Regions from separate parts of the Homo sapiens genome. Here region 1 is linked to region 2. The links are chromatin contacts, found by Hi-C or POLR2A ChIA-PET in ENCODE. All regions are on one chromosome and are shown on one strand. Each heading gives the region's core, a stretch centred on a gene start or an enhancer-like site at or near the end of the contact. The rest is flanking DNA. Distances are from core to core; before and after follow the strand shown. Region 1 holds the start of HOXC5 (homeobox C5). Region 2 holds the start of FAM242C (family with sequence similarity 242 member C).

The links. Hi-C counts contacts between places; a loop is a spot of excess contacts on that map. ChIA-PET counts read pairs that join two places held with the same protein, here RNA polymerase II (POLR2A). Pooled maps may share reads with other maps.
Region 1: a map of mammary epithelial cell shows a loop between it and region 2 (9-fold over the local background). The contact joins the promoter of HOXC5 here to the promoter of FAM242C in region 2. A Hi-C loop is called at or near these places in 28 of 168 maps with a recorded cell type or tissue (A673, Caco-2, Calu3 and 20 more), 34 of 37 single-sample maps with no recorded cell type and 25 of 50 pooled maps. POLR2A ChIA-PET finds 5 or more read pairs at or near these places in 9 of 52 experiments (Caco-2, HEK293, HEK293T and 6 more).

What each region holds. Positions count from the first base shown.
Region 1 is chr12:54,029,631-54,036,224 of GRCh38, reverse strand. It overlaps HOXC5 (homeobox C5), which reads right to left and starts at 3,175. Exons shown (of 2, transcript NM_018953.4): 1 at 2,649-3,175; 2 at 864-1,947. The coding sequence starts at 3,102. The coding sequence ends at 1,733. It overlaps MIR615 (microRNA 615), which reads right to left and starts at 2,275; the gene lies at 2,180-2,275. HOXC6 (homeobox C6) reads right to left here. Exons shown (of 2, transcript NM_004503.4): 2 at 5,402-6,570. The coding sequence ends at 6,263. It also overlaps a transcript of HOXC4 not described here. RefSeq lists a silencer at 2,077-2,136 and enhancers at 2,220-3,371, 3,366-3,660.
Region 2 is chr12:54,123,730-54,130,386 of GRCh38, reverse strand. FAM242C (family with sequence similarity 242 member C) reads left to right here and starts at 3,992. Exons shown (of 3, transcript NR_170197.1): 1 at 3,992-4,060; 2 at 4,574-4,627. LINC02381 (long intergenic non-protein coding RNA 2381) reads right to left here and starts at 4,316. Exons shown (of 2, transcript NR_026656.1): 1 at 3,775-4,316. RefSeq lists enhancers at 2,673-3,308, 3,309-3,942.

The sequences.
Region 1 (6,594 bases), core at 1,926-4,425, 93 kb after region 2:
TTGTTTCTACTGTAAAGTGCTTCCTCCCCCAGCCCATCCCAGGAGCCTGGAGAAGGACCTGATCCTCAGACACTACCTGAATTATCTGCCTCCTCCCACCCCCACTTTTAACCCATCCTCCCCTCCACACAAAATCCCAGAGACTGAGATAAATGATGGCAGACAGACGTGACTCCAGCACTGGTCTATGCAGCTCCTTTCCCAGTTAATTGTCCTGCATAGCCCGAGGCCCTAGAAGGTGGTGGAAACAGTCTGAACATTTCCTGCCAGGCTGATACACACTGCAGATTGTCCTCCCTGCTCCCTCTTCCCCAGTATCTTAGATACTGAGGCACACCTCCTCCAACTCTCCCAACACCCCCTTACCAAGCAATACCACCTCCCTCTAGAGGCCCTTATGAGACCAAATGGGTCCCTAGAGTGAGGGCTCAGCCCTCCCTCTATGTCCAGCAAGGCCTCTCAGGGACCACCTAGGCCCAGGAAAGATCTTCAGAGGCCCAGAAGGTCCTAAGGCTGAGCACGGTGGAGCCACTGGTTCCTGCACCGCAGCTTTGGCACACAGTGGGGGCTGCTGCCAGTCCAGAGGCCTCCTGGAGTGCAGAGGCGTGAAGGCCTTGGACAGCCACAGCATGGGAAAAGCCAGTACTCGAGGCCTAGGTGCCCTTCTCTTCCCCCAGAGGCTCTTGTTGCAGCCAAGGAACAGGAAAGGAGCTCAATTTCACCTCCCTCTACTCACTGCCCCTAGAAGCTAGAAAATTTTTTAAAGGGGTGGCTTAAAGTTTGTGGGTCTCCTTCTACATCTCACAGCCCATTTAGACAATTTTACCCAATACATGCCCCAAACAGACAGGAGCCACTGCATCTTTAGTCCTGTTCTCTCTTTATTTGATATGACAAAATATAGTTTCAGGAAGGACCCAGAGTCAATAAATAGTTGGACAACAGCAATGGGTCAGGAGGGCACAGAAATTCGTGGCAGGGACTATGGGACAGCAAAGGGCCTCTAGGACCACTTGCTGGGGTCCAGTGCCAGGAAACCCCACTAGTTGAGCTAGCTAGCAGGCTGGGGCTGCCGGCCTGAGAGGGCATGCAGCAGGCGCAGGCTGGGGAGGTTCCCGGGTTTTGGGGGGAAGAGGTTGTGGAGATAAGGTTTGGAAAGCATAGAGCAACTGTGGGGGCCCTAGGCCGATGCTCTCCTTTCATATGCAAATCATTCATAAGTGAAAATCTAGTTTAGTCGCTACAAGGAAGCACCCCGAGTCTAGGGCCAGACTCTCGCCAGCCTTTGGCTGTCTAACCCGTCCAGCCGGGAACAAAGGAGAGGGCGAGGTTAGAGGGTCCGGCGAGGGTCCTGTGGCGCGGGCCGGGCCCACCTTAACTCGGGAGGGCCGCGCTGAGGCTGGGAGCCGGAGATACGGCCCAGGCCAAGGTTCGTTCTGCGCCAGCCTGTACGCCGCAGCCCTCCGGGGAAGTCCTGCGGAGCTTGCCCTGGGCCCCGGGTACCGAGCTGAGCCGAGCTGAGGGGAGATGGGGCAGCGCCGACAGCCCCGCGGGAACCCTGGGTCGGTAGGGATGCGGAATGCCAAGGAAAAGCGCTTTTGTCTGTGGGGCCCGGGAGCCCAGTGCTCCAGCACCTGCCCCCGACCCGAAATATAGAGAGGAAAGGCGAAAAGGAAAGGCGCAGGGACAGGAACCGGCTAGGGGCGCGCTCTGCGGGCCTCCCCCGCTGCCTCTAAAGAGCCTCTTTGCTTTTCATTTTGGAATCTTTCTTCCACTTCATCCTGCGGTTCTGGAACCAGATCTTGATCTGTCTCTCATTGAGACACAAGTTGTTGGCGATCTCTATGCGCCTGCGGCGAGTGAGGTAGCGGTTAAAGTGGAATTCTTTCTCGAGTTCCAGAGTCTGGTAGCGCGTGTAACTGGTTCGGGACCGCTTGCCGTCCGTCTCTGGAACATAAACCCCACCCCAAGCCAGGAAGGGGTGAATAGCTTGCAGCGTTCCCCCGTCCCCACCCCAGCCCAGGCCCCCACCCGCGGCCGGAGGGAGAGGAGGCGAGAGCCGCAAGACAGGCCACGCGGGCCGCAGGCGGGCCAGCCCAGCCCAGCCCCGGGAGAGGCGCCTCCGCCCAGGCAGGAAACTTTCCACCGCAGCCTTCACTCTGCAGCCGGAGGGGCTGAGGGGGGGTTGGGGGGAAGAGGGAGACCCAGGCTCGGACCGAACAATAAGCACCCTCGAGATCCGAGCACCGGGGACCCCCCTCCCGCCCCTCCCGAGTCGCTGGAATCCTCCGGAGCCGCAAGCGCCGGCGGAGCCGGCTCCGCAGGGGAGGGAGGGAGGGAGCCGCGGGGGGATCCCCGCTCTGGAGCCCCGCGCTCCTCACCCTTCAGATCCCTCTATTTTTTTAACTCCCTCCCTCTCCCCCAAAAATTGAATATTGCCTTTTATACACGTTTTGTTCCTATGATCCAATTATGTCGTCGTAAATTTGGGCGCACACAGCCTCTAAGCCTTTTAGTGGACAGTTTTACGAGCCATTGATGCCTGGATCGTAAAATTTATGGCCGCAGGTTTTTTTTCTTTATTTGCCCCGCATGGCCTATAAAACCCAGGCGGACCCGAGAGCGCAAAATGAAGTCCTAAAGTTTACCGTGGCTCATGTGCAGTTTGGTCATCCACGGGTAAATCTGTGGCGGGGCCGGTGGCTGGCTCAGTCCGGCGGGCTGCCCTGTCTGCGCCTGCTCCTCTTTGATCTCCCCACTGCTCTTAGCTCGCTCCTCCAGCGCCGGGCGAGCCGCCTTCTGACTGTACATCCCGGGGTTCAGAGGAGCCGCTTCGTCTCTGCCCGGAGCGTGTCCCGGAGCGGCCGCGGCGCTGCAGGCGGGGCGGTCGGGGTGAGCCCGGGGGTTGGCAGCCATGTCTACCCCGTGGAGAGAGTTGGAAGGCGCAGGCGGTGGGAAAGTGATGCTTAAGTCCAATCCGCCGTAGCAGTACCTGGATGCCTGCACCTCTGAGGCCGATCCATAGTTCCCACAAGTTTGCATGTTATAGGCAGGGATATTGGGGCTCTGCTTATAGAATGAATTGGCTACGTAGGAGCTCATGGCGGGGAGGGCCCAAAAAAATTTCTGCACCCTTTTTGATTAAGGGTGATTTGTGACTCTTTGAAGTTGAGGGGTTTTTTGTTCTCCAAAGTGGACAATTTATAGGTGGAGATATCTCTTTCTTTATCCTATGCGCTCTTCCCAAATAAGGGAGCCTTAAATAGAGTCACGTGACTCGAGCGGCCACTCATAAATTTGGCTTGATGACCTCCGGGAGGTTAGTGATGGAAGCCGGCGAAAAGCATCTCGATATGTTGGCAAAGCCCAACCAAGGGGGAGAGGGAGTGAGAGAGAGAAAGAGGGAAGGGGGAGGGAAAAAAAAAAAAAGGTTCTTGGAATTGGGGGTAGCCGGGACAACAAGCCCACAGCGACACCTGGTGCCTATGTGGGGGAATTGCATCCTGGAGCGCCAGCTTGCTTTCCGGTGGCTGGATTTCCTACACTGTGAAGGAGAAGCTGGTTGTTGGGGCAACCCCTGAGCTAGCCTTTTAAATTCTATTTAAAATTGGGAAAAGACGAGGCCCCACTTATAACGCACAGAGTGCTTTTTGTAATGAAAGTCCCGTTCTCCCAACCTCCAGGGTCTTCCAATCTTCAAAAATGGCTGAGGAAAGGGGATTAAGTTAGGTAAGGTGGCCTATGCCCAGGCTGGAGAACCAATGGGGTTTAACTTAGGTTCCCTAAACCAAAGGTAGAAGTCCCTTGCCTCTCAGGCCCTAAGGCTCCACTACTGCTGAAGAGGTGCCTATCAGCAAGAGAAAGTAGAATTAGCTTCTGAAGAGGTAGACAGGACGCCCAGGAGGAGGGATCCTGAGTGGTCAGAACAAGATAGGGGGGTCATGAAGCTGAGGGTGTTGCAGGCTGTTTGGGATGGATCTGGAGGTGAGGAGCCAGGTGGAGTTGGCTAGACCTCACCATGCTAGGGTCCCCAGAGTGGCAACAAGGCAATTTTCAAGTGTGTGTGTGGACACGGACAGAGCCAGACAATGGTCTAGAGGACTGCTCTGTTTCCCTGTGTGCGATCCTTATGTGGTACCTATGCCAGAGGTTTTAGACAGAAAATAGATGTTAATTGAGGACATGGAGAAGCAAGATTGAAGCCTCCACAAATATTACGTGAGCATGGCAGAGGAAAAGGCCCGTTATGTGCCCTTTGGGGAAAAGGTCTCTGGGCTAGGCTTTCCAGGGACCTGAATCCATAAGGTTCACAAGAGAGCAATTTCTGAGCTACCAAGAGGAATGGGGCGGACCTGGGGGGTGGGCAGGGCAGGCGCCTGGGTAGCCTTCGCAGGGTATCTGCAGCCATTCGGCCCCATCCTCTTCCCCCGTAGCCCCAAGTCTCATACTTCCCTGCCTGCTTCTTCCCAGGAAATCTCCGCCCCGCCAGGAGAAGGCCCCCTCCTCACTGGTGGAGGCACTGGAGGCGAGGGTGGGGGCGCTGGAGGGAATCTGAAGGGCCCGGAAAACTCTGGCGGATTTTTTCCCTCCGGAGACCCTCCTCAACACCTCTCCCTGTAGGCCCACTCAGGTTTCTCTGGCCAGGCTTGGAGAGAGAAGGCCAGGGTTGATAAATGGTTAGGGTCCGGCTGCGCTCCTCACCCGCCTCTTCACCCGTTTGAGGAGAGAAAAGTAAGGAACCAGCCCGGCTGGAGCTGTAATGAAGAAGGAATTTTGTCCCGGCCACGTCAGGAGTACCAGAGCAGGCGAGAGCTCAGTTTCCAGGCTTTCTCTCTCGAGATGTCCTTGAATCGCTCAATCCCTGCCGACAGGGCTCCAGTCCCGCGGTCTTCTCTTTCCCTCCGCTCTCCGCCTCCGCTACGTTTCGCAACAGCCAGCTTGGCGCGGGCCTGGGGCTTGCTCTCACGGCGCCCCCCGCCTCCAACTCCCGGGAGTGGGTGGAGGAGACCCTGGTGCCTGGATAGTGCTTCTTTACTGGTCTTTCGGGGCGCCTCAGGGTTCGGACGCCGAGGACACCGGCTGCCACAGGCAGGAAGAAAGGCCTGCGTGGGGTTGGTGCCCAAACCGACTGATCCCAGCTCCCCCCGCAACAAAATCCTACGCGGCTTTTTCCCGCAGGGTGTGTGTGTTGCTCCGCGCAGGGAGCCCAGAGAGGCCTCCCAGCCCCTCAGTGCGATCGCGAGAACGAACAGAAGGCCGGGGCCGGGCGCCTGGGCTCCGGGGAAGGCGAGTGCAGAGGGCTGGGGGCTTGCAGGGGGCCGGCAGGCGCGGGAGCGCTTGGAGCCTGCTCCAGCTCTCACCCTGAGGCCGGCGGGCGAGCGAATTAACAGAATTCCCGGTATAAAGTTTTAAAAATAATATCAGTTTTATTAAATATTCGAGAACGGACCCAGAGGTTGGATTTATACAGGAGGGTAACACGAAGGGATTTATTTATTTATTTATTTTCTCCTACTGGCTAAACAAACGTCATTCACTTTTTTTCTCTCTTTTTGTAATTTTCCCTCTTTTTTTTCCTTTTTTGAAATTGGATAGGAACACTGACGGTGCTAAACATAAATATAAATACAGAGACCACAAATACAGCTAAAAATCTTCACACAGAAACGGTCACAGTTTGTAAAATGCCATAATGACCCCCAGGATTCTTTAAATACAATTTGCCTGGGCTGGGCATTTGCTGGGGCAGAGGGGCTAGGCAGGGACTGCGGGGAGGCCCTGGGGGTTGGTGTGGGGCCAAGGCGCGCCCTCCTTGGGCCTCCGGCCCTCCCCGGCTGCCAGGCCGGGCCCTGAGGCCCTGGAGCAGAGGCCCCAGCAGGCCCAGGAGCCGGCTCTCTGCACGGGGGGCGGGGGTGGGGGCGTCGAAGGAGTGGGGGAGCCAAGTCCTCACTTGGAGGGCAATCTGTAGAGTCTGAGTTCAGGGTCCGAGCCCCCAAGGCCTGGACGGGGAAAAGGGCCTGTAGACAAGCCGAGAACGAGCTAGCAAGGGAGCGAGGAGGAGGAGGCGCGTGGTGAAAGAGAGTTGTGCGGTGAGGGAGGGGGTCCAGAGCTGACTTTCAGGTCCACGTTTGACTCCCTAATTTTGTTTTAGGGAATCAAAACACATCAATTGTGCCAGTGATAAATACAGAGTGTGTGATTAGGGGAGAGTTGGTGGGGAGCGAGGGAGAAAGGGAGAGAGGGGTGGCAGGGACAGTCCTGGTCACTCTTTCTGCTTCTCCTCTTCTGTCTCTTCCCGCTTTTCCTCTTTTCCGCCCAGGCTGTCGGCGGTGGCCCCTCCGCCGCCCCCCGAGAGAGTGGATGTGAGATTAGATTCTTTTTTCCACTTCATCCGGCGGTTCTGGAACCAGATTTTGATCTGTCGCTCGGTCAGGCAAAGCGCGTTGGCGATCTCGATGCGCCGGCGCCGCGTTAGGTAGCGATTGAAGTGAAATTCCTTCTCCAGTTCCAGGGTCTGGTACCGCGAGTAGATCTGGCGGCCGCGCCTCCGGTCCGCTCCGTAGCCGACCCCTAAAGATCCGGGCACAAAACACA
Region 2 (6,657 bases), core at 2,743-5,242:
ATACTCAGGCAGGCTAACCAAAACTACAGAAAAACCCTCCAGTGCAAAGGGCTCATTTAACAAATGATCACCGGGCACAGTGGCTTATGCCTGTAATCCCAGCACTTTGGGAGGCTGAGGTGGGCGGATCACTTGAGGTCAGGAGTTCGAGACCAGCCTGGCCAATATGGCGAAACCCCGTCTCCACTTAAAATACAAAAATTAGCTGGCCGTGGTGGCACATGCCTGTAATCCCAGCTACTCAGGAGGCTGAGGCATGAGAATGGCTTGAACCGGCGATGTAAAGGCTGCAGTGAGCTGAGATCGTGCCACTGCATTCCAGCCTGGGCGACAGGGTGAGACTCCATCTAAAAACGAACAAACAAACAAACCAAAAAAACCAACAAACAACAAACAACAACAACAACAACAACAAATGATCAAACAGGCCCAAGCTCACAGAACCAGAGCACCCCCGAGCCCGGAACAAAGCTGCCCGGTCTTCAGACAGCCTCTGCCAGTAGGGTGGGAATGGAGGCACTTGGGGCTGCGGGTGAGAGGATTGAGCCCGGGAGAGGGGCCGCCAGGGTGGGAATCCACAAACAATTCCTGCCTCACTGGCCTCTTGTACTTCATGCACGCCTTTTGGAACCAGATCTGGACCTGCATGTCATACAGCCTCAACGCCATGTGTCCAGCTTGGCGTGCTGTGTCGGGGGCAGGTAGGGCTGCAGGAAGAACTCCAGCTCGCTCAGCTGCTTCGAGAAGAGAAGCCCGTATGCAGGCAGCCAGCCCCTGCCTCTACCTCCCACGGTTCACAGGCAGCCATCACCCAGGTCTGGGCCCTAGAGACGGCGGAGTGGTGGCGGTCAGGGCCTCCGCAGCCCAAGGTGAGGCGGGGAGGGGCCCCAACTGGCCTTTCTGCTCACCCTCCATCTCCTCTTTCCTCCCTGTGCTCCTCAGGAACCGGGATCCCCTTTCTGTTAACCGTTAACCTTAGTTGAGTTCGTGTTTCTCTTTCTCTCTCTCTCTACCCGCCTTCCCCTCACTCCCCTTATTCCTTCTTTATCTCACTGTATCTTCATTTCTCATTTTTCCTTCCTTCTTTTGCTTCATTTCTGCCCTACCTTCACTTTCTCTTTTTCTTCCATTCCTTCCCCTGTCCTTGCTTCTTTCCCTTGTCCCTGTCTTTCCTCCTTTTCTACCTATCTTTCTGTCTCCCTTCCATTTATTTTTTCTCACTTTTACCTCCCTTTCTTTCCCTTCCTTTTTCTTTTACTCTCTAGCTCTCTCCTTTCATTTGCTTTCTGTTTCTCTCCCTATTTTTCTTTTCTTTTCCTTTCTGTCTTTATCTCTAATCTTTTTTCTTCTATTTTCTATTTTAACAGGCCCCAGACTATCTCTAATCTTAAAAACCCAAACAAACCTAGTCCTGCTTCTTCCTTCTGCTCTTTATCAATATTCCTTTCATGTTATCTCTATCCCAGCCACCCTTCCAGAATACCTTTCTGTCTCCAGCATTAGGGCCTTTTCACATCTTTTCCTCTCTCCCAGTTTTTTCTCTTTGCTGTTCTGAATTTTTCCAGTCCTTTATGCTGTTTCCCTAGGCCTTCTTCTTATCTTCCTTTGTTTCTAAATTCCCTCTCAGCAGTAGGCACAAGGCACAAAACTGGCCCCTCCCCAGTAGAGGTTTTTGTCCTGCGTAAGCCCAGCCATCCTTCATGCATTTCTTTCTCAACTCCTGTCAACTTGAGACTCAATCTCAAGGGCCCGGGAATAGAGCTGTTTCCCCCTACTTGAGAAGTCAGGGCTGGGTCCACAGCTCCCTATTACAGGCTTAGGGAAGCCTTGCCAAACTGCTGTCAGTCCATCAATCCTAAGAAGAAAGGGGAAGAGGAGCAAGGAAAGAGAAAAAGAGAGATAGTCCCATAGATCTGTGGGACTGGGTTGGGGGTGGGGGGGTGGGGCGAGGGGTAGTATTGGAGAGGCAGGAGCAAAAAGGACCACATTCATCAAAGGGGGAGTGGGGTAGGCAGAGGACCAGACATCTTCTCTCAGAGCACACAAAGCCCCAGCAGCCTGCAAGAAGACGCCCAAGCTGGCTCCCACGTTTGCTTTGGGACTGGGGATGGATGAGGCCTTCCATTCCAAATCCTCTGAACTGCAGAGGTGTGAAGGGCCACAAGATGTGAGGAAAGAAAAGGGTTTACATTCGTTTTGCGTATCAGTGGATTTCGTGTCTGCCCCTGGACATGTCCTTCTCAAAGGCCCTTTTTTTGGGAGACCAAGCCAAACTCCCTGTTGGCAGTGCCAGCGGAAGCCCTCCTAAACCTCTCAGCTAGGCCAGTCCAACTCCGTCCGGGGCTTGCCAATGAGCAGATGCCGAGCAGGTGCCAGGGCAGGTGCTGGGCCACAGCAGAAAAACTTCAGGAATAGTGAAAACAAAGGCCTGGGCAGATTTGTGGCTTCTGACCCGGCAGGGCCAAGTGGCCTCTGCAGGTGTCTACCCAGGAAGGGCCAGAACACCACATGTTCCACGTAGGAATTTTCTCTCCTAGGATCCAGATCGCTTCCTGGCCCTTTCCAAGGAGTCGGAAGGTGTCCTCTGCCACTTGCCTGGCTCCTCCAGCTGGGTGCTCCCCAGGAGGGGCCCAACCTAAAAACTAAAGGCACAGCGCAGACCCTTGCCGCTTGGCTGGACCTCCCCGCCCAGGAACACCCCGGGCTCCAGGGTACCCCCCAACACCTGCAGCGGCCTCTGCCCTTGTCCACTTCCCCAGGCCACCCCGCAGCTTCTACACCGGCCTGGGCCCGCCCTTCCCCCTTGTCCTGGGCCCCAAGTTCAGCTGTGACCTCTGAACCCACCCTCTGCTCTTGACTGCCCTTTGAAGAACCTCTCCATTCCTTCCTCCTGGGGCATCTCTTGGGTGGGGGAGGAAATCTCAGCCCTGGGAGGAGAGTAGGGGCCTTTTCCTTGCCCTCCTTTGGGAACTGGAGAAGAGCGGGAGATTGTGCTGGAGGCGGGAGGGGGCACTCGCTTGGCTCCATCTCAAGGAAATGGGTCTCTGACTCAAATTGGATTCAGAAAAAAAAAAAAAAGATTTTTGGGAGTTATTCCCTCTCTCAGATCACTCCTAACTTAGAATCAACGTAAGGGCCCAGGACAGCAGGGGACCGCTCTGGGCGGATCCCCCGCCCCGTCCCGGCAGAGTCGGCAACTCGGGCTGGCATTTCCTTCCCTTTCCGCGGGGCGTGTCTGGGGATCTCCAAGCGTCTCTAAGGGCCTGCTGGGGTGAGCGGGTTTGGGACGCGGCTGGGTTTTTCTAGGCTGGTAATCGGTCCCGACTGGGGAATAAGCACACACATCCTTCCTTCAGTACGGGAAGCGGAGCACCCTCTCTCCCACTTTAGCCCTCGAAACCCCAACTCCGCTCCCTTCTCCATCTCCCCTCAAAAAACTTTTCCGAAGTTCCCCCAAGTTGCGTTTGAGGAAAGAAGTCGTCTCCCTCAGACTCTGGGTTTCTCGGCCCCTAACCCTCCCCTCAATCCTCAGTTTCGGAAGCAACCCTCCCCCTCCCCTGCCAGCTACCACCTTAGTCCCTAAACTCGGGGAGGAAAGCTGCTCTGACCCCATGCATCTGACAGAAGCCCAACCCCAGCCCAAATTTCTCCCGGGGGAAGGCAGATTAATATGTCAGCCTGCAGGGGAAACAGGGGTAAGGGGAGGGAGAGACCGGGACGGGGAGAGACAGATTGTTCTCGGGCTGAATCGCACCCGTCCCGGGCCCAGCTTACCTGCTCCGGACAGGCTCATCTAGATTTCCATCCTGCCAAAAGTTTGTCCTTCTCTCAAACGATTCCGGGAGGAGCGCAAACTCGGCTCTTGGGGAGGGCAGGCGGGCCGGGTACCCTTGAAGGCGCAGGCGCCTGATACAGAGCAGGCCCCGGGGAAGCAGGACTCGGGGGCACGGTCGCCAAAGTGGGGACCCGAGCAGCGATCCGGAGGGAGAGCATTCAGGCGCCCGGGCTGGGGGCTACACTGCTGGCGCGGGATGGCCCAGGACAGAGTGGGCGCTATAGCGTGAGTGGCCATCAGGGCCGGGCGGGCCCGGGGAACTGGAGGGAGAGGTCCCTGGGTCCCTGGCGACGTCTCTCGCTTTCTCCAGTTTCTGCCGTGCTGGTGTGCCCCAGCCCACAACATTCCCTCGACCTCTTCTGGGGCGGCGCTCAGGGCCCCCACATGGCGAAAAGGGAGGGTGAAGGGATGAGGCGCCCCTCCCGCCTTAGCCCCTCCTCAGCCCCCACGCCACAGCCCCCCCTTTCTCCCCAGAGCCGAGGGACAGACAGAGAATTGCGACTAGAATTCGATCGATTGGTACGAGGGACCACGTGGCCAGGGGCTGGCCAATGACCAGGCCGCCCGGGATGAGCTAATAATGGAAGCAATTTGTAACTTTCAGTAGCTCTCTAGGCCTGGGTACCGGAGGGAGGGAGGCGGGCAGAGGAGGGGAGATGGGCACCCCCAGTCTTTCCATCCTCCTCATTCGTCTAGGGGCACCCGAATCCCCTATTCCTTATTTCCCCTATCACTCAGGCACTGGCAGGGTCCTTGGCCCACTCCTGTTGGCCGCCGCGGCTCCAAAGCGAGGTAAGCTGGTCCTCTACCCCTCAAACTCTTCACAACCCTCACCCCGTTTACTAGCACCTGCAAACCACAGCCTCCCTTCCTGTCCCATTCGTGAATTTAAATCGGATTTTGTTTTTCCTCTTAGTTGAAAGAAAAAAAATATGTTTGTATTCTTTTGTGTAACCTATCTTGGATTTGGAGAAAATTTTAATTCAAATTAATACACTTATATTGGGGGGGGTGAGTGGTACTTTCTTCCTTTTCAATAAATTTGTATACTTGCTACTTTATGGAGAGTTTACTTTTCTTTGGGGATGAGTTACACCTTATGTTTTCACATGTGTTACTTCTTTAATGATAAGTTCAACTCCTTTCTCCATTCCATCCTCCAATTTTGCTATTTATAAATATCACCTAATAGATTTAGAGTTTATTCATTTTTCTCCTCCCTCACTAGTTTTTCAGCTGTTACAGAATCACCACAATTTATTTTCCTCTGTGTGTGGATGAGGTTTTGCGTTGATTCCTCTTTTTGTTTTGTAAATGAATTTATTGTTTGGGAAACTCTTGGGGGGTGTGTGTGTGTAAAAAAGGTCTTTTGATTAATTCCAACCTCTCCTCTTCTGAAGAACAATTTGCTTGAAATGTTTTGTGTATTTTCCTCGTTTTTATTTGTTTAAATTTGAGGTATTTTACCTTCTTTAAAACCTGGCCTCTTTTTAAAATTTAACCTTTTGCATGTTAAACCATTTTTAAGGTTTTTATTTTATAAACTTCAATGGTTAGTAGATTTACTTGCCTTTCCCTGACCTCCTTCACGCGCCTGCCTCCTCCATCTCAGAACTCCCATCTCCAGCTTCCACAATTCTCAGCTTCCAACGGACTCATCCTCCCCTCTCCTCCCAGCCAAGGAGGGATGCCTGGGAAGTAGACAGTGTCCTTCTTGGGTCAGAACCTATGCTCTGGTTCTAGTTCAGGACACCTCCAGTCTGACCTCCAAGCCGGCAAAACGAGTGAGAGCAGAATTTCTGTTCAACTTTTTCATTTGGGACTAAGTTCTTTACACTTGGCTGTATTCTGGAGAACTCTGATACATGAAATTGAATTTTAAATTCTCATTTTTTCCCTAAATTCTAAGAAAAGTGCAGGCAGATTGTTTTTCTTCCTTAAATGTAAGCTGAACAGCTTAGGGGTCAGCCCCTTGGGTCTTTTACCTCCTGGGGGAGACTTCTCAGAGAGACACACAGTGTTGATTCTTCCTTTTAGTTTTGGTTAAGGTAGAAGGGGCAGGGATTGGGGAAGCCCATATTGATCTCTGGCTCTAGCTCTGAACAAAGAAGGGTAGAGAGCTGGCCTGGGGACTTGTCCCTTTTGTCAGTAAGGTTTGGCTTAGGAGAGAGTTTGAAGTAAATCCCAGCTCTGAGGAAATTCTTCTTTTTAGCATTACTGTGAAAATAAACTATTAAAATGGTGTGACATGGCTTCAAACTATTCAGATTCCTTGAAGTAACAAAAATAAAATTACAAGAGTAATTCGTGTTTCCCAAAGGTCCGCCTCCAGTGACTATCCATTTCTCTCAGGGAAACGGAACCCAACTGGGCAGAAGTAAAACTGCCCCCCTCCCCTTTCAGTTCCCCAGTCACATTGACATTCTGGGCACATTTGGCCCAGCCCCCGTCCCTGTTTCTCCCAAGTATGAATCTAAATTACTATTAATAAGGGGCCGCTCGAAGTTAATTGGCATTAAAAGAATTCATTTCGATTTGTTAATATTAAATGAATGCTCTGCACTTTAGCTCCCTTCTTCGCCCTGGATTCCCAGATGAGTGATGGGAAGAGGGGGCAGGGAAGTAGAATGAGGATTTTATTTCTGGGTCTCCAGCTTAGCCACTGTGGTGCCTCCCCTGGGGGTGTGCGATCAGGCACAGTGGGGGCCTGCTTGGGGAAAGTCTGATGGTCTTTTTTGGTGAAATTCATCTGTTTCAGCAGGAGTTGTGGGGGAGGGTGGGTGGGGAGCAGAGGGAGAGGGACAGAATGGTTTGGGGGACTT